4 separate regions of the Mus musculus genome follow, and all the other regions are linked to region 3. Evidence: chromatin loops called from intact Hi-C (ENCODE). Cell type or tissue: heart. All regions are shown on one strand.

Region 1 (5,000 bases), 140 kb before region 3:
CTAATGATCAGTGGAGATAAATGATTACTCTGGATTCTTTAGGTATGACTAATGGAATTCTCAAAGGTGCTCATGAGTGCGAGGAAGGAGAAGATGGGAGTCAAAATGGTGAAATGTGGATATTTGATTCATAATGTCAGGTTTCTCTATTGAACATCCCTGGCCTCCAAGTCAGAAGGAAACTCTGACCCAAAGATGCAGACAACCTCTAACTGTTGGGAAAGAGCCAAGGTTTTCCCTTAGAACATCCAGACATCTAATTTTGTCTGGTGAACGCACACTTTGATGATTGGTCTCCAGAATGGTAAGATGATACATTTATAGAGGTTCATACCATTGAATGACAATTTGTTACACCAGCATTAAGAAACTTGTGAACAGGCATGAAGAAAGGGAAAAGAAACACACCACTCTATTAATGGGTCCCAGCATTAGGAAGGTTGAGAACCACTACTGCAGATAAACAAAGCGTTTCCCTTCTGCTCCCATATACCTCAAATTAACTCTGTGTATAAAATAACAAATAAATAATAAAACTATATAAAAATAAATAAATCAGATTAAAATAATAAATAATAAAAATAATAAAATAAATTATAAAGCTCTCTGTATAAAAAACACCCATAAAGGTCTGATTCGGCTCTGATCAAGGAAATAAAATAGAGAACTGTTTTTAAGGACCCTATAATGATGAGATTTATGGTCACTTGAATACACATGTGACAAAATAAAAGTCACTGTCAAAGTGTTGGAATACATATGAATATGAGGGGTTAAGGGGCTATTTAACTAGGTGACAATATATGGCCAATGGAGCCAAGGATGGGGGTGATCACAAAGAGTTTGATATTGCTTTGTGAGTAACTGGGCTTTGTTCCAGATCAGAATAAAAAGTGACTATGAATTTACAGTCAGACAAACCCTGAAGAAAAATATAGACTGTAGCAGGAGACTCAAGAGCAAGCAAATGTTATAAATTGGAGAGCTGCTGGCACCTCAGAGATTTCTGAAACGTGTATTTGCTACGATATTGCAATGGGGATCATTGAGAATATCTAGGATCAGGGATGCTCAGGAATGGTTTTGAGCTATGTGCACTGCCCTAGTCTGAGGCTCTATCTTGATGGAACTTAATCTCAAAAAAACATTTTTTTAATTAATTATAAAACAGACCATAACCAAAAGGTTGTAGGGATGGGGGACTCTACAGACCCTCTGGGAAGTTGAAATGCATGGTATGTAACAGATGCAGTGACACTTTTAACTTGGATCATGGGGGGGGGTGGTAATAATCTCAACATTTCAAAATGACAATTAAATTTGGGGAAATACAAAAGTAACATTTAAACATGTAACGTACCTGATAGACTTAATGATAAGATTAAAATCTTTCAACAGGCTATAAGCTTCCCCTGGATGTATCCTAAGGGACAGGAAAACAGAAATTAACGATACGATTATTTACTATTGATGTTTATATCCATAAATTAGAGCTGGCTCAGACATGGTCAAAGATGCTGCTGCTGCTGCTGCTGCTGTTATACAATGATTAATCAGACTACTGAGAATAAGTGACTGTTGAGCACTAACACCTATTTGGAACATCTATGTCACTTCACCAAGACTCAGAAAGAATCACAAAAAAATGAGACAGAGAGAATTAAGAGCTAAGTGAAGCAAGTGCTGAGAAATGCTATCTTCTGGGCCTGATGTGATTCATGCGTCCACAGCAGCAAAGGCTGTCTGAATAGGGTCTGCACAAGAGCAGGACCATTAATATCAGCCAAGGATGAGAGACAAGCTCCTAGGACAAGAGTTCCCAGGAAAGGCAGGGGCCCTATGGGCTAAAGAAAGGAGAGTCATTTTTCTTCAGTATTGTTTTCTCTGATGAGTCTCCTGACTTCCAGGGGATGGCGACACACTCATGCAGATAGCCCTAGTAAAACTCAGTGTGACTCAAAGTGAAAATAAACCAAAATTTAAAGACAACACAAACATGGACAGCTGACTTGCTGGGGTTAGGGGATACAACTGAGAAGGTATACAAGAATAAACGGGGAGATATGGTCATAATATTTTACATACAATTATGAAATTATCAATGAACAAGTTTTAAAACCAAAAAATATTATCAACTAATGTAAATGCAACTTTATTCACAAAAATAAATCAGCCTTAATAAGTAAAAATTTTCTAGGTTTCTGAGGACTATTAAAACTTTTTATACCTTAACTTAGTAAAGAATGTTCAAATTTTTATGTCTACTGCATGTTTAATTCCTTAATATATCTGCCACTAGATGAGGTGTTTAGCACTGAGACAAGTATCTCCCTGCTCAGGGATAGTTTCCTGGATATTTCCCTAGGAGTGAATATCTAATTTGCTTGGCATGACTAACTACTTCTTGAAATTATCAAGAGAAAACATATCTATTGACCTGGTCTTACAGACGTCAAAGCCTATGTGTTGACTGACAGTTTTCTTCCTCAACTATCCAAGTTTTGTGGCCACAATACTGGAGTTTGAGAGTGATGGATGCTAACTGTATGAAAAATGACCTAAATAATGCCTGCTTCTATTTATACCTATAAAAATGGCTTCCCTGACAAGCTAAAGTGTCAGACCCAGATATGTAAACTAGACACTTTATATTCTCTCAGGCATTAAAAAAATGCCAGATTGCTATCTGCCATTATATCTAAAATACTAAATGGTGCATAAATAGAACTGTAATGTAAAGATATATTTGATATACACAAAGACACATTTAAGGCATATATTTAGATCAAGTGAGTTGGCCCATGTGCTAAACTTTTGCTGCTAAACTAGAAATAAATGTATAAAATATGCCATCATCTGTGCCATTTGTTCTGGAAGTGAAAATCTAATATGTTTGTCAGGAATAGTCATTTCTTGGAATTTTCAAGATAAAACATACCTATTGTCCTGGACTAATCCAATAAGGGATCCATGCTTATAGAAATCAAGTGCATAGGCATTAAGTGGAATTTTTCTTCCTTGACTATCCAATGCGTATGGCCACAGCACCGGGGCTTGTGTGTGATTGATACCAAGTGTGTGTAGAATGACCTAAAGAAATACAAGTTTTTAGTTATTCACATGGACAGAGGCTTACAACTTAGAACTTGTAGTTATCTGTAGAGAAATTTTAATCCAACAATATGGCTGATCAGGCAAGGGATGATACCCAAAGACTTTCTAGGTCTGTGTGGTCCAGTCAGAATACAGACAGTGAATTACAGTATTATCTGGCTAGAATATAAATATGCTCAGCACACACCTTTAATCCTTAATAATAGAGGTAAGATTAGTTTGTAGAAGGAAGCAGCCATGTTTGAAAGTAACATCTAATTGAGGGGCAGACAAGGTGACAAATCAGAGAAATATCTGGCAGAATGAGTCAGAAATAGGATATGCCCAACTCTCATGAAAACAGAGGCAATCTGAGAGAGCAGCTGAGAGAGAAGGGGGAGAGGGACAGGGACAGGGGAAAGGGGAGGGGGAGAAACAGGGAAGGAAAGAGGGAGGGAGAGGGAGAAAAGGCAGTTTTATCAGGACAGTTTTACAGAGAAAGGTTGCAGGTGAAGACAGAATGAGAATGAAAATGAGAACTAGCCAAAAGATTAGAACATATTGAAAAGTTGTTATTTATAAGGCCAAGCAGAGCAATTCAGTCAGAAGTCCAAAGAAGCCAGATTGAATCAGTCAGCTTGGAGAGGACTTTGGCCTGGAAGAGCTGAGTTGAACCAGCCAGCCCGACTTCAGAAAAAGTTAGAAAGGGTGAGCTTACAATAATATTGGGAGAATTCAACACCCTACTCTCACCAGTAGACAGATCCTGGAAACAGAAACTAAACAGAGACACATGGACACTGACAGAAATTATGAAACAAATGGATTTAATTGATATCTACAGAACATTTTATCCTAAAACAAAAGGATATTCTTCTCAGAGCCACATAGTACCTATCCAAAATTGACCATATAATTGGTTACAAAACAGGCATCAAGAGATACAAAAATATTGAAATTATCCCATGCATCCTATCTGATCAGAACGGACTAAAGCTGGTCTTCAATAACAACATAAATAATAGAAAGCCAACATTCATGTGGAAACTGAACAACACTCTACTCAATGATTCCTTGATCAAGGATGAAATAAAGAAAGAAATTAAAGACTTTTTAGAGTTTAATGAAAATGAAGCCACAACATACCCAAACTTATGGGACACAATAAAGGCAGTCCTAAGAGGAAAACTCATGGCTCTGCGTGCCTCAAAAAAGAAACTAGAGAGAGCATACACTAGCAGGCTGACAGCACACCTAGAAGCTCTAGAACTAAAGGAAGCAAATTCACCCAAGAGGAATAGACAGCAGGAAATAATCAAACTCAGGGCTGATATCAACCAAGTGGAAATAAAAAGAACTATTCAAAGAATCAACCAAACAAGGAGCTGGTTCTTTGAGAAAATCAACAAGATAGATAAACCCTTAGCCAGACTAACTAGAGGGCACAGGGACAGTATCCTAATCAACAAAATAAAAAATGAAAAAGGAGACATAACAACAGAACCTGAGAATATCCAAAACTTCATCAGATACTACTACAAAAGGAGTTCTATCAGACCTTCAAAGAAGACTTAATTCCAACTCTTCTCAAACTATTCCACAAAATAGAAAGAGAAGGTACTCTACCCAATGCATTCTATGAAGCCACAATTACTCTGATACCTAAACCATACAAAGATCCAACAAAGAAAGAGAACTTCAGACTAATTTCCCTTATGAATATCAATGAAAAAATAATGAATAAAATCCTCGCAAATTAAATCCAAGAACATATCAAAATGATCATACATCATGACCAAGTAGGCTTCATACCAGGGATGCAGGGATGGTTTAATATATGGAAATCCATCAACGTAATCCATTATATAAACAAACTCAAAGACAAAAACCACATGATCATTTCATTA
Region 2 (5,000 bases), 170 kb before region 3:
TACATCATCATGAAGGGTATTAGTACTAAGAAATACTTCAGAGAACATACTTATCTTTGCTAGGATAGTAATCTAACTAGTATTTGTACTTTATGATATTTATGAAAATCCCTTTTGAGTGATAAATTTCTTGAAGTTTTCCAGGAATTTCAAAATATTTCTGGCCAAGACCTGGTGGATGCCATCAATGACTGTTACGATGGTTATTTCCAGGAGCTGCTGGTTGCTATTGGTAAGATGGATTTCATATGATGAACCGCAGACCTTGCCTTTCACAGCACTGAATGGCTCTGACTGAACATGTGCATGAGTAGAATCTTAATTGAAGCATTTTTCTCAGGGCAATTATTTGAAAGATCCTTAAACTCTCAGAAAGTCTGTCAGCTACTGGTTCAATTCAATGAACGGGCAGCCTGGAGACATTAATCAACTGCCATTAATTCCCCAAGAGCAGACTCAATTTCCATATGAGAAAAGTGAAGTCTTGGATGCCTAGACTCATAAGTGACTTCTCATAGCTTTAAGTCTATGTTAGGACCATTGACTTCCTCTCCTGTTTCAAGAGCAAATAAATGCTAATAGTGTGACTAGTTTCTTGTCTCCAAGAAGAAAGGTGATATTTTTTTAGTTTGGCTTTTAATGGTTATTTAAATTTCTACTATCCTCAGTAAATTTCCCTTTAGAAATAAATCTTGTCATCAAAAATAACTTAAACTATTAATTAGTAGCAAGTACTACAGGCATGACTTCCCAATGTTGTTAGAAATTGTGTGCCTGCTGCAGAAAAGACCAGGGCTCTTATTCATCAAGACTATTCCAGTGTTCACACTTAACATGTACTCTGTGATTTGTCAGCACAGACTACAAAAAAAATGTACATAAAGAATCATTGTGAAGTATCCTATAGTAGGTGCATCAAATGAACACTTAGACATGTACTGAATAAACAATCAGTCCCAAGAAGGTCTTGGCATAGAGCTGAAGTGTAAGTCACAGCACTTTTATAAATAATCTAGTATGAGATTTTTAAGCAAGTACCCTATGAAAAAGATTTGGTGGATTTCTATGATACACCTAAAGATATATGATATGAAGGCTTTTGTCTATGAATGTTTAGATAGATAGATAGATAGATAGATAGATAGATAGATAGATAGATAGATAGAATTCATCAAATTCCAAATAAATATAATAGTTATATATCTATCACATGTCAGCTAGTTAGCAAAACAGTTAGAGTAGAACTCATGTCATTGTAATCTCAAGGCAGCCCAACTGATGTCAAAAAACAGTGGGCCTAAGGGTCATCAGCAATACCAGGAAATATCTATCTGGTTCATCCCATCATTCAATACTGAATAAGCACCTACTCATTTCCAATATGGGTGGTACAGGTGGAATAGTGAATTAACAAAGCCAAGAATAGCAACACTAGCCTCTGCTTTCTGGAACCTTCCTTCCAGAAATCACTTCTCAGGTTTACTTGTCTCAGTAATAAAAGTGAGATAAAGATGAAGAGATGGTCTCATGACCTAAAATAATTACTAGAACTATAGAGAAATACTAGTTCCTCATTTATTATTCATTTATGTAATTAATCTATTAACATTTCAAATAAAGGCTTATTGGTGGCCTACAGTCTGAACTGATATTTTACAGGGACAACTGTTGGATAGGTGCTGGTCTGTTCACAACCCTAGCATTTATAATCCAATGATATCTAAACCTGGAGGAGGCGCTTTACATTTGTAACGGTTTATCCTTAAATGACCTACATTCTAGTCACAAATCTTTCAGGGATCAAAAAGCTGCTGGTATAGACCAGTTTTTGAGGTTATCTGAAAGAGCAGCGTTCTGGAAGGTGAATGGATTATATGTGTTTGATTTTATATCTCGCACCACAGTTTTTAAAAATTAATAGTAATGGTCATATGTTCAGTGAAGGTCATTTGTCATTATAAAATATATTGACATGCTGTGCTTCTCAATAGAGTGTGGCTAGTGTTGCCATCATTCTAAGCCCTGAAATTATAATGCAAGGTGATGATGGTGGAAAATATGTAAGTGCTCTATTTCCTGACTTCTGAAGAATTACCTCTCGTCATTCCTATTTGTTCCTTGTTCTCTTCCTCTCTAGTTCGTTGTATCCAGGACAAACCAAGCTATTTTGCTTATAAATTATACAGGGCAATCCATGTAAGTATAACACATATATTTAACTTATTCAAAATTAGTATCTATTATTTTTATTTCAAAGAAAATATGTTCAAGTAAAAGGAAACAAGTTAAACACCAAAAGCAAAATTCATTAAATACGGATAATCTCTGCTTTCTACAACATAGGTACATAAGACATGTGATACTTCATGGTCTTTCATCCTCATATACTTTAGAATCTTAGTATTTACCATTTATTTAAATTGATAATTCAAATGTGCCATGACGGTGACAACTAATGCCTTCCCTGTGTATGACCTGGGCAAATAACCACCATTATTGATTCCAGCTATGCCCTGATTCAGGAAACTTGGTCAGATATTTTGTTGTTGTAATTACCCCAAATTATGAAATCTTAGTAGATTTATACTCAAAATATTCTGATATGGGAACATTAGATTATGTTGAGTGGCCACCAGATGTCACCATTATTCCATGTGAAAAACATTTGAAACTTCCCTGGGGGGAGCCCCAGGCATCCCATAGCAGTGAGAGCAATGTTGAAGTCCTGTGGGCTCACAAACAAATCACTACTGAAAAGGAAGAGCTTGCATGCTGGACAAGCCTTTGAAGTAGTAGTCTCTCTACCCACATTTCTGCTGTTTTTAGGATTTTGGCTTCCATAACAAAACTGTCATCAGGATTCTCATCGCCAGAAGTGAAATAGACCTAATGACCATAAGGAAACGTTACAAAGAGAGATTTGGAAAATCCCTCTTTCATGATATCAAAGTAAGTTTGCTCTTCATAATTGACTTTACCTCACATATTCTTTCTGGACTGTAAATAAAAGCTTTAAATTCAAACAACTTGCTGTAGGGATCTAAAAAGTTCCATGTCTGCCAAGGACGGTTAACTTAAAGAACTCAGAGTTCAGTGCTTTAACAAACATCAACTTGGAAAGTCATTGCTCCACAGAAATAAAACTTTTTGATCTTTGCTTTTAAAACAAAAAAAAAATTTATGTAATTGTAGAAAATATTCCCTCCCTATGACTGTGTTTCCAGGTTTGCCTTCTGATGTGAACAGCAGAGGGTGTGGTAGTTTACCTGTAATTTCACCTGCAACCCTCACACTAGATCTACTGAGGTGGCGGGTGGAGGACTGACACTTCAGGGTTCCCCTCAGCTCCATAGCAACTGCAGACTAAGATCCACTATCTGAAACCTCTCAAAACACAAGCAAGCAAGCAAAGAAACAAACAAAAACAAAAATCAATATTTTGCCATGGGAATTATTAACTACTGCCTGGCAACACTCCTCATAAAATCACAGAAAACAAGGCATCCAATCAAACACCATCAACTGCCAATTTGGAGAATTTTATTACTGAACATGTAAAACTCGAAATGACCAATCACTTCACCAATCAGAGGGCAAGGAAATAATTCAAAACCAAACAAGCTAATTTCTTATTCTGGTCTTCCTAAAAAATTTAAAATGTCTTATATAACTTGGCAAAAAAAAAAAAAAGAAGAAGAAGAAATATATGGACCATCTATGCAATTTGTGGGTGCAGTACAAAATCAATATGTTTAGTTTCTTCACCAAAGAAAACCAAAAAGGTATTCAGGATGGAGAGAATAGAGCAGCAGAACACAAGCCATAATTGAGACTGTGTTTTATAATTGATACCTTGGACAGTCGCATTGTTTTCAAGTGAAACTCCCAGTCACAAGAAAAAACCAGTTTAGCTCCTTGTATTACTCAAGACATAACCCTCAACATCTCAGAGACGGGAGCCACAAATTCCAAAGTGCTTTCTAAGCCTTTGTTGGAATCAAAATGGCTCTAAGAAATTGATGCACCAGTTAAAATCAATTTGATGGGTTTTTTTTTTAATCTTTGATAAAATGTTCATTATGTCTGTCTTGAAGTCTGAAAACTGTTAGTGGTGATCAACATGTACCAGTGAGTCAGAATTCAGTTTCCAAGTGAACAAGCTAGCTTGTTTATACTATTTGTAACTATTCCTAGCCATATTGAAGACAAGTTATAATAATGCGATGCTACTCTGTGCTTTTAAATCTGTGGGTCTTAATTAAACAGCTTTGTGTAAAGAAGCATTAATATGATAAATGATTTTTATGAAAATGGATTCTATAATGGCATTCGTTCAGCTACCTATTCTGGAGTATTTAGACTTGATGAAAGAAGATAAAAAGAAACAAAGTTGCCCTAATTTTCTACCACAGACACCCAGTAGTGAGATGCTTCTAGGTCCTGATATGGCTGGAAACCTTGTTTCCCCACATTCCTACACTGAAACCCTAACACTAAGGAGATGGTTTTGGGAGCTGAGCATTTGAGAGTTAAGTCAAGAGGGTGGAATCCACAAGTAGAGCTATTTTCCTTTGGGGGAAATAAAAAGCTCCTGGATGTTCCTTTGTCCCTTCTGCCATGTCAGGCTGCAGTCAATAAAGAAGTATTCACAAAACATTTTGTCACTTAGATCTCCCATCCTCCCTAACTTAGACATAAACTTCTGATATTTTAAGCCAAGTCGATTGTGAAAGGCCCCAGAAGACTAAGGTAGCTACTGTTGATCTTTTTCACACGTACATAAACAGTAACATTTTGCTTTCAAAAGGAAGGATTTTATTAAACCAGAACATCTTCTTTATAAAGTATGCTGTGAAATAGAAAAACTCCCTCAAATGACTGACTATCGCTTTTCAACCTTTCATTGTCATATGTAACACTACAGTGCATATCTTTTTTGCGTAAATCTCATGCTCATCTATAATTGATAATATTTTAACTGTATTTCTTTATATAGGATT
Region 3 (5,000 bases):
TTATATTTGGAAGCAATATCTATTTAGAATAAGCAAGAATTCTGATAGGTTGCATGCTCAGATCTGGAGGTAGAAGAGTGTCTTTGACATCTTGTATTACTGACTAGCCCTCCCAAACCTTTGCAATACCAAATGCTTGCTTAAGAGCAGGAAATAAACAACATGAACACATGTTGAAATTTGCCTGCAAAGCACTGTGGGATAATACCAGCAGCTTCTGTTTTTCTGGTAGTCTGAGGGAGACTAAAGCCTGAGCCCAATCTTGGTTTGGATCAATCACCATTCTTCTCTCTAACAACCGAGAAACATCATAAAAACAGTATGATTGTTCAAAAGTCAATTCAGAAAAAGTAAGAAGGCATTTAAGCATAAGAAATTCAGAACCTGGAAATTATTTCTTAATTAACTAATCATACCTCTTCTATAAAATGTTAGATTGTGGATGTGAAGCTCAGTGGTTGGGCACTTAGAATGCCTGAGTTCTGAGCCCTGATTCTCAGCACAAGCAATGAACAAAAAGTCTAAGGGATGTTGGGATGTGACTCCTTCAGATGACTATGTCCTTAGGCTATCAAAGAGAAGCATAACTAATAGTAGGTGCCTTTTTAACTGTATCCATGTTACATATGTTTCAAAGAGTTAGCAGACTTTACACAATTCTTTCTGTCTAATACAGGTTGAATAGCTTTTATAGGAAATGTTTAGAATCAAAGATGTCTCAGAAACTACATTTTTTCAACATTTGAGATATTTGTGTACACATAATGAGGCACTTAAGAGATGGGTGCTCAAATCTATATGCAAAACCATTTATGCTTTATGTATACTTAACATATGTAGCCTGAAAGTATGTTCCATTATGTTCTTAATGGTACTATTAATAACCACTTTTAACAGTTTCTTTGCAGACAACAGAATTCCATGGTGGAGAATTTTCTACTTGTGATGTTAGGCCAGCACTTTAAAAAGTCTAGGGTTTTGAGCTACTTGGGGATTTCCAGTTTGGGGATAGGGTTGCTCAACATGTACTAGAATTGCTGGAAAACAGACTGGGTGATTTTTTTTGCTTCTGATGTTTTACATGAAACTCTTCTTTGGCTGATGATAAGAAATGTAAGTCAGAATCATTAGAGATAAGAGTTTAATACTATCTTAAACATTTTTTTAAATGAGCAAGTAGTGCACATCTTACATGCAAATATCAGCAGTTCTGTCATGAGCAAGTTCTGTCAGTGGCATAGATAGGCATATTTCAGTCTTTCCAAAATGTGGGAATTTATTAAATAACAACAAATTTACAAGCCAAACCAATTTCTTTGGCTTTAACTGAGAAAGTACTCCTGATTCCACTGAGTACTGATGATCAATAGCAAACACAGGTACTTCAGTTCTTCATTTCTTAGTGTTTGTTAGTTGCTTGGTTGTTTTGTTTGGGGATGGAGCTTGTTTGTGCCACAAGCTTTCAAACGTTGTTCTTGTCTTCTACCTTGTTAAGGCAGCTCTCATTTCTCCTGCACTGCATACTCCAGGCAATCTGGGCTACAAGTTTCCAGGCAATTCTCCAGTCTGTCTTCCTTCCTGCCATGGGACTGCCGGCATTGCAATGTACAGCCCTCCATCTAGCTTTCTATGTGATTTCCAGGACTCAAATGCAAGTCACCAGGCTGCACAGTTAGTATTTAACCTGAGTCACTTTGCCAGCCCCACTGATCCCCAATCTTAATTACTACAATAATTGTTAGATTACGCATTATACTAGGCATGTGAGTATTATTTGTGTATGTGAGACACAATGGCTCTTATAAGAGGCTAAACCGGCTATGCTGTTCAGAGGAACTACACTGAAAGGCAAGGCAGGGAGTTGATACAGGTGCAAGGGGAATACTCTATAGAAGACTGGATAAGAACCACAGAAACAGAACTGTTAGAGTGCAGAGCTATCAATGCAGGTCTCAGTGACAGGCAACTTTAAATGTCAGTTTCAAGTGGCCTTGTGTGTCAGAGGTGAGATAAACTATTTGACCTGGAGTCTGGAACAGGGGCAGAGGTCTTTTTCAGTGACTTTTTTCCTGGGTGAGGCAGCTTATTATGAGAAATCAGGACTTGGGTTATGTAGCTGTCTTATCCCAGTCTTGTGCTTAATATGCCTCCTTCTTTTCCCTGAGTCCATGGAAAAGGGGCCCCAGGAAGTATTGCCAAATGACATACAGACCCAGTCTGCTGGGCTTCTCTTCTAACTAGCATCTCCTGTGACTGGTTGTAACAATCTATGGCATTAAGCTTACCCTCAGCAACTTGGTCCCACCCCAGTGGCATGTTGTTTGCTCTTAGAAAGCTGCTTCTTCAAGGATAGGCACAATTTGATGACTTTGATGGCGTATGTATAGGACACAGAACCCTGTATATGACCCATATACAGTAGCACTGCTTAAAGCTGAATAGAATTGCTAGGCAGTGGTGGTATACACCTTTAATCCCAGCACTTGGGAGGCAGAGGCAGACAGATCTCTGTGAGTTCAAGATCATCCTAGTCTATAGAGTGAGTTCCAGGACAACCAGGGCTACACAGAGAAAACATGTCTCAAAACAAACAAGCAAACAAACAAACAAAATAAAACAAAACAAAATCTGAACAGAATTCTGTGATGCCTGGCCACCACAGAGGCGTACACCATGGGTGCATCTGGGTTTACCTTAAAGAAGTTGGGGTAAAAGGGATGATCTTGAAACATCAGACTACTCTTTTTGTTTCTTTCTAAACAATACATTAGGAACAACCTGAGTTTGCATTGTCCTCTTGTTCTTAAACTGCAACACAGTAGCCAGGGGCCCTGAAAAATTCTGAACCTGGGTGCCATCCAGTGGTGAAATCTGGAAGTAACTACAGAAGCATAGAGAATAGGCACTTGACTTGGAATTTTTAGAGGGACACACGTAGCAGGTTAAGAAGAGAGAAGTAAAGACTTAACATTGAGACTGCATGACAACAAGCATCTGGAGTGTTTAAAGGAAAACCATCCCCTCACTCAATAATCAGGATAAGGTCAGAAAGCACATAAAACAGGGTACCAGGCAGGAGCCGGCATGGGGAAAGTCTCAGAACACAGTGTTAATGGAGCTCACTGAGCTTAAAGAAAACAGAGAATCATTTCAATATTCTAAAAGAGAAACCTAAAGAGACAGAAGTGCTTTTTTTAAAAAAAAAGATCAAGCAGTAATTCTTGAGTGTCAAAATACACTCAGTAAAATTTAAAGTGCAAAAGAGGCATCCGTGGGAGGGACAGCAAACAGGAGGAAAAGTAACAGCAAGAGGACAGGCTACTCAAACATTTCCAGTTGGCATAAAGAAAAGCGTGAGGAGGAACAAGGACCTGTGTGGTTTGGGGTACAAGGTGAAGATGGCAGTTTTCAGTTGTGTGAGTTTAAAGCAGACTTCAGAAGGCCAAGGAGAGGAAATAATATAATAACAGAAAACTCTACAAACCTGAAGAAAGGTACGAATATACACACAGGGGAAGGTCAGGGTTCACAGGTCAAATGTAACTCAGTGAGGTCTACCTTAAGGTGTGCTAGAATGAAAGCCTCTTAAGATGATGCTCAAAGGTTAAGAAAACACTCAAGAATGTGAGAGAGAAGGGACAGGTACTTACATAGGTGTAGCCCAATTTACCTGACAATCAATTTCTCACAAAAATCTAATAGTCTAGAACAGTGTGTTACAACCTGTGGGTTGCAAACCCTTTGGGGTTGAAGGGTCACATATCAGATATCTGCATTACAATTCATAACAGTAGAAAAGTTAGAATTCTGAGGTAGCAAAGAAAACAATTTTATGGTTGGAGGTCATCACAACATGAGGAACTGTATTAAAGGGTCACAGCATTAGGGAGTTGAGAAGCCTTGGCCTAGAAGAAAGTACCATGAGATTGTTTTCAAAGTACTAAAGAAAAAACTATAAAGAAAGAATTCATTGTTTTGCAAAACTATCCTTTGGAAATGACAAAGGCACTCACAGACAAACAAAAGCTGAGAAAAATATATGTATTTTCAAGACATTTATCTACATGACATACAAAAGGAATAACTATAAATGAGGAAGGGCATGATAATAACTAAGAAGAGAGCATAGAAAAGTCACCAATAGAGTAATTACACAAATTCAGGATATGCTAATATTTAACTAAGATGCATAGGCCATTCCAAGTATGTGAAAGGCAACAGAGACGGAGGAGCCATCTTGGTTCCTGGATCCCACCGAGACTAGTCTGTGCAGGTAAGTGTGGACTATAGAAGCTAACAGCTTCTGGGACAGGCAGAAGCCACAGAGCTTCTGAGGCAGACCCCATTTCAGGCTCCAGACATCCGGGCTCCTTCCCTGCCAGAGGACAAGTGTCCGACCCACCCAGGAGGGCTTTGCCAGAGCACCTGGGGGAGCCATCTTGGTTCCCGGATCCCTCCTAGACTATTCTGCTCAGGTGAGAGTGTGGACTACAGAAGCTAACAGCTTCTGGGACAGGCCCTGTTTCTGGCCTTCATCTTCTGCCAGGAGGCAGGTCTGAGTGCCAGATATCTGTGCACCTTCCCTGCAACATGAGAGCTTGCCTACCGAGAGTGCTCTGACAACTGAAACTCAGAAGAAATCTAGTCTCCCAGGTCTGCTGATAGAGACTAACAGAATCACAAGAGGAACAAGCTCTAACCAGAGACAACTATAACAACTAACTCTAGAGATTACCAGATGGCAAAAGGCAAATGTAAGAATCTTACTAACAGAAACCAAGACCACTCACCATCATCAGAACCCAGCACTCCCACCTCACCCAGTCCTGGGCACCCCAACACACCCAAAAAGCTAGACCCGGATTTAAAAGCATATCTCATGATGATGGTAGAGAACATCAAGAAGGACTTTAATAACTCACTTAAAGAAATACAGGAGAACACTGCTAAACAGGTAGAAGACCTTAAAGAGGAAGCACAAAAATCCCCTAAAGAATTGC
Region 4 (5,000 bases), 150 kb before region 3:
AATTTTTTTTCTTTTTTCTGTGAATTTGGTGTTTTGATTATTATGTGATGGGAGAAATTTCTTATCTGATCCAATCTATTTGGAGTTCTGTAGGCTTCTTGTATGTTTATTGGCACTCTTTTTTTTTTAACCTATTATTCTTAGTTTTGGCCTTCTCATTGTGTATTGCGTTGCGTCCCACTCGACCGGCAAGAAAGACGCAACCACCGGAATCTTCTGCGGCCAAGCTTTATTGCTTACTTCTCAGGAGGGAAGACCCTAACCGGGAAAATGGCGCTGCTTATATAGCCCACAGCGTGACGTTTCAGCACTTGATGTGGTGTGACAGCTCCTGATTCGTTGCTCGCCGATCACCCCACTATTACGCCCCGAGAATGGGCAGTGACTAGGAGTGAGTTCACTCTCGTGCCTGCATACAAGGCTTGTTTACTAGTTAGGCACAGCGGAGGCCAGTGCCATCTTATAATGGCGATTGCTCGTGGCACGCAAGGCTCTCCTCAGCGATTGGATTGCTCGCGGCACGGCTCTCCACAATTGTGTCCTGGATTTTCTGGATGTTTGGGGTTAGGAGCATTTTGCATTTTACATTTTCTTTGACTGTTGTGCCAATGTCTTCTGTGGTAACTTCTATGCCTGTGGTATCTCTTGTATTCTGTTGGTTATATTTGCATCTATGATGCTTGATCTCTTTCCTAGGTTTTCCATCTCCAGGGTTGACTCTCTTTGTGATTTCTGTACTGGTTTTATTTCTATTTTTAGATCCTGGATGGTATTATTCAATTTTTTTTTCCTGTTTGGTTCTATTTTCCTGTATTTCTTTAAGGGTTTTATGTGTTTTCTCTTTAAATATCTACCTGTTTACCTGCATTATCTTTTATTTCTTTAAGGGAGTTATTTATGTCCATCTTAAAATCCTCTATCATCATCATGAGATGGAATTTTAGATCAGAACCTTGACTTTCAGGTGTGTTGTGGTATCTGATGATGTCAAAACATTGGTTTCTGTTGCTTATCTTCTTGAACTTGCCTCTTGCTATCTGGTTATCTCTGGTGTTAGCTGGCCTTGCTGTCTCTGACTGGAGCCTGTCCTTCCTGTGAGCCAATGAGTCTGGATGTGTAAGAACTCTTTGGGGTTAAGCTGTCTCTTGGTATGATTGGTGTAGGAATGGCTGGAGCACAGGATCCATTCCCAGGCACAGATGTGAATGTGTGCAGACTCACCTGTGAACCTGGGTGTGTCAAAATTCCTGGGGGGGGGGGTTAAGCTGTCTGTGGGTTTAATTGGGATGGAGAGGGCTGAAGCATATAATCTGCTCCCAGGCACAGATCAGTTTTTATAGTTACACACAGATCATCATATAGATAAATGACAGATAAAAAAATAATTTTTCTATATACCAATAATAAACATACAGAAAAAGGGATCATTGCTACCCCTCATAATATCCTCAAATAAAAAAGAAATGTCTAGAAATAAACCTAACCAAAGGGTGGAAAGACTTCTACAATAAGAACTTTAAATTTCTCAAGGAAGATATAGAGAATGTACTAGAACATAAAAACACATCCCATGCTCATGGATTGGTAGAATTAATATTATGAAAATGACCATTCTAGCAAAAGAATTCTGCAGCTTCAATGCAGCTCCAGTGAAATTCCGAATCTCATTCTTCACAGAAATAGAAAACCTATCCTGAAATCCACTTAGAACCACAATCGACTCCCACATAACTTAAAACATTCTTTAACAAAAACAATATTGGAGGGACTAACTAACTTTCTAGACTTCAAGACATATTATAGAGCCATAGTAATAAAAACAAATATGGTGCAGATACAAAAACAGACATGTAGACCAAGGGAACAAAATCAAAGACCCAAATATGGGTACACATAACTATAGCACTCTAATATTCAACAAAGATACCAAAACATGATAAAGAAAAGAAAGTATACTCAAGAAATTATTCTAGGAAACCTGGATGTTCACATGTAGAAGAAAAAAAATAAAACCTGTATCTATCACTTTGCGAAAAACCTAATTCCAGGTAGCTCAAAGACCTAACTGTGAAGATGGAAACTACTAGAAGAAAATATCAGCAGCACCCTACAAGGTATAGGTGTAGGAAAAGACATTCAGAAGAGGACCCCACATACCCAGGAACTGAGGTAACAACTGACAAAATTTCATATAACTTAAAATTTTCTCTATAGCTAAAGAAACAAGCAATTGAATTAAGAAGCCCACGGAATGAGAATCTTTGATAATTTCAGGGCCCTGAAGAAACTTCATCCTCAGCCAGTAGGTGGAGCTGATTCTCAGTCCTCTCTGTACCCTCTCTGCCAGAGGAGAGCTTGCCTCCAGAGAGGGCTCTCACCCCGGGACTCAGGTGAGATCCCCATTTTCTCCACACCCACAGTGACACACCTACTCCAACCAGGTCACACCTATTCCAACAAGGCCACATTTCCAAATGGTGCCACTCCCTGGTCCAAGAATATACAAACCACCACACTTACCAACAGTAACCAAGACAACTTGGAATCAAAAGAACACAGTATTCCCAGCACAGCAAGATCTGGATACCACAACACACCAGAAAACCAAGATAGGAATTTAAAAAGCATATATCATGATGCTGGTAGAGGATTTTTAAAAGGACATTAATAACTCCCTTACAGAAATAAAGGAGAACACAGCTAAACAGGTAGAAGAGGTTAAAGAGGAAACACAAAAATCCCTTAAAGAATTACAGGAAAACACAATCAAACAGGTGAAGGAATTGAACAAAACCATCAGGATCTAAAACTGGAAGTAGAAACAAAGAAAACACAAAGTGAAACAACTCTGGAGATAGATCCTAGGAAAGAAATCAGGAGCTATAGATGCGAGCATCAGCAACAAAATACAAAAGATGGAAAAGAGAATCTCAGGTACAGAAGATTCCATAGAAAACATGGACACTTCTGGGTCTTCAATTCTATTCCATTGGTCTACTTGTCTGTCACTGTACCAGTACCATGCAGTTTTTATCACAATTGCTCTGTAGTAAAGCTTTAGGTCAGGCATGGTGATTCCACCAGAGGTTCTTTTATCCTTGAGAAGAGTGTTTGCTATCCTAGGTTTTCTGTTATTCCAGATGAATTTGCAGATTGCTCTTTCTAATTCCTTGAAGAATTGAGTTGGAATTTTGATGGGGATTGCATTGAATCTGTAGATTGCTTTTGGCAAGATAGCCATCTTTACAATGTTGATCCTGCCAATCCAAGAGCATGGGAGATCTTTCCATCTTCTGAGATCTTCTTTAATTTCTTTCTTCAGAGACTTGAAGTTTTTATCATACAAATCTTTCACTTCCTTAGAGTCACGCCAAGATATTTTATATTATTTGTGACTATTGAGAAGGGTGTTGTTTCCCTAATTTCTTTCTCAGCCTGTTTATTCTTTGTGTAGAGAAAGGCCATTGACTTGTTTAATTTTATATACAGCTACTTCTCTGAAGCTGTTTATCAGGTTTAGGAGTTATCTGGTGGAATTTTTAGGGTCACTTATATATACTATCATATCATCTGCAAAAAGTGATATTTTGACTTCATCTTTTCCAATTTGTATCCCCTTGATCTCCTTTTGTTGTCGAATTGCTCTGGCTAGGACTTCAAGTACAATGTTGAATAGGTATGGAGAGATTGGAGAGCCTTGTCTAGTCCCTGATTTTAGTGGGATTGCTTCAAGCTTCTCACCATTTACTTTGATGTTGGCTACTGGTTTGATGTAGATTGCTTTTATCATGGTTAGGTATGGGCCTTGAATTCCTGATCTTTCCAAGACTTTTATCATGAATGGGAGTTGGATCTTGTCGAATGCTTTTTCCGCATCTAACGAGATGATCATGTGGTTTTTGTCTTTGAGTTTGTTTCCACATACCTATGGTCACTTGATCTTCGACAAGGGAGCTAAAACCATCCAGTGAAAGAAAGACAGCATTTTCAACAAATGGTGCTGGCAAAACTGGTTGTTATCATGTAGAAGAATGCGAATCGACCCATTCCTATCTCCTTGTACTAAGGTCAAATCTAAGTGGATCAAGGAAATTCACATAAAACCAGAGACACTGAAACTTATAGAGGAAAAAGTGGGGAAAAGCCTTGAAGATATGAGCACAGGGAAAAAATTCCTGAATAGAACAGCAATGGCTTGTGCTGTAAGATCAAGAATTGACAAATGGGGCCTCATAAAACTGCAAAGCTTCTGCAAGGCAAAAGACACTGTCAATAAGACAAAAAGACCACCAACAGATTGGGAAAGGATCTTTACCTATCCTAAATCAGATAGGGGACTAATATCCAATATATATAAAGAACTCAAGAAGGTGGACTCCAGAAAATCAAATAACCCCATTAAAAAATGGGGCTCAGAACTGAACAAAGAATTCTCACCTGAGGAATACCAAATGGCAGAGAAGCACCTGAAAAATGTTCAACATCCTTAATCATCAGGGAAATGCAAATCAAAACAACCCTGAGATTCCACCTCACACCAGTCAGAATGTCTAATATCAAAAATTCAGGTGACAGCAGATGCTGGCAAGGATGTGGAGAAAGAGGAACACTCCTCCATTGTTGGTGGGATGGCAAGCTTGTACAACCACTCTGGAAATCAGTCTCGTGGTTCCTCAGAAAATTGGACATAGTACTACCGGAGGATCCCGCAATACCTCTCCTGGGCATATATCCAGAAGATGTCCCAACCGGTAAGAAGGACAGATGTTCCACTATGTTCATAGCAACCTTATTGATAATAGCCATAAGCTGGAAAGAACCCAGGTGCCCCTCAACAGAGGAATGGATACAGAAATTGTGGTACATTTACACAATGGAGTACTACTCAGCTATTAAAAAGAATGAACTTATGAAATTCCTAGCCAAATGAATGGACCTGGAGGGCATCATCCTGAGTGAGGTAACCCAATCACAAAGGAACTCACACAATATGTACTCAC

Evidence for each region. A loop is a pair of places that touch in the nucleus more often than their neighbours do. Peaks named below come from ENCODE experiments on the same cell type or tissue, not always from the same donor. Only the 100,000 strongest peaks of a DNase experiment are listed, where the experiment ranks them.
Region 1: a loop joins it to region 3, with 7 times the contacts of the local background. A loop is called at or near these places in 15 of 42 quality-filtered maps.
Region 2: a loop joins it to region 3, with 7 times the contacts of the local background. A loop is called at or near these places in 22 of 42 quality-filtered maps.
Region 4: a loop joins it to region 3, with 6 times the contacts of the local background. A loop is called at or near these places in 24 of 42 quality-filtered maps.

The regions. Positions count from the first base shown.
Region 1 is chr8:62,031,465-62,036,464 of GRCm38, reverse strand. Ddx60 (DExD/H box helicase 60) reads right to left here. Exons shown (of 38, transcript NM_001293783.1): 36 at 2,939-3,090; 37 at 1,361-1,423. Among named protein-coding and RNA genes, the nearest start is that of Anxa10, 89 kb to the left of the region's middle. In heart, a CTCF peak has its summit at 1,912; no DNase peak of the experiment used is centred here.
Region 2 is chr8:62,058,205-62,063,204 of GRCm38, reverse strand. Anxa10 (annexin A10) reads left to right here. Exons shown (of 12, transcript NM_001136089.2): 9 at 137-232; 10 at 2,138-2,196; 11 at 2,827-2,949. Among named protein-coding and RNA genes, the nearest start is that of Anxa10, 62 kb to the left of the region's middle. In heart, a CTCF peak has its summit at 2,636 (motif pointing right); no DNase peak of the experiment used is centred here.
Region 3 is chr8:61,892,111-61,897,110 of GRCm38, reverse strand. The region is part of intron 1 of Palld (palladin, cytoskeletal associated protein); the gene reads left to right. Among named protein-coding and RNA genes, the nearest start is that of Palld, 8.1 kb to the left of the region's middle. In heart, a CTCF peak has its summit at 2,866 (motif pointing left); no DNase peak of the experiment used is centred here; H3K27ac peaks cover 1,172 bases.
Region 4 is chr8:62,044,348-62,049,347 of GRCm38, reverse strand. No RefSeq gene overlaps it. Among named protein-coding and RNA genes, the nearest start is that of Anxa10, 76 kb to the left of the region's middle. In heart, a CTCF peak has its summit at 2,303 (motif pointing right); no DNase peak of the experiment used is centred here.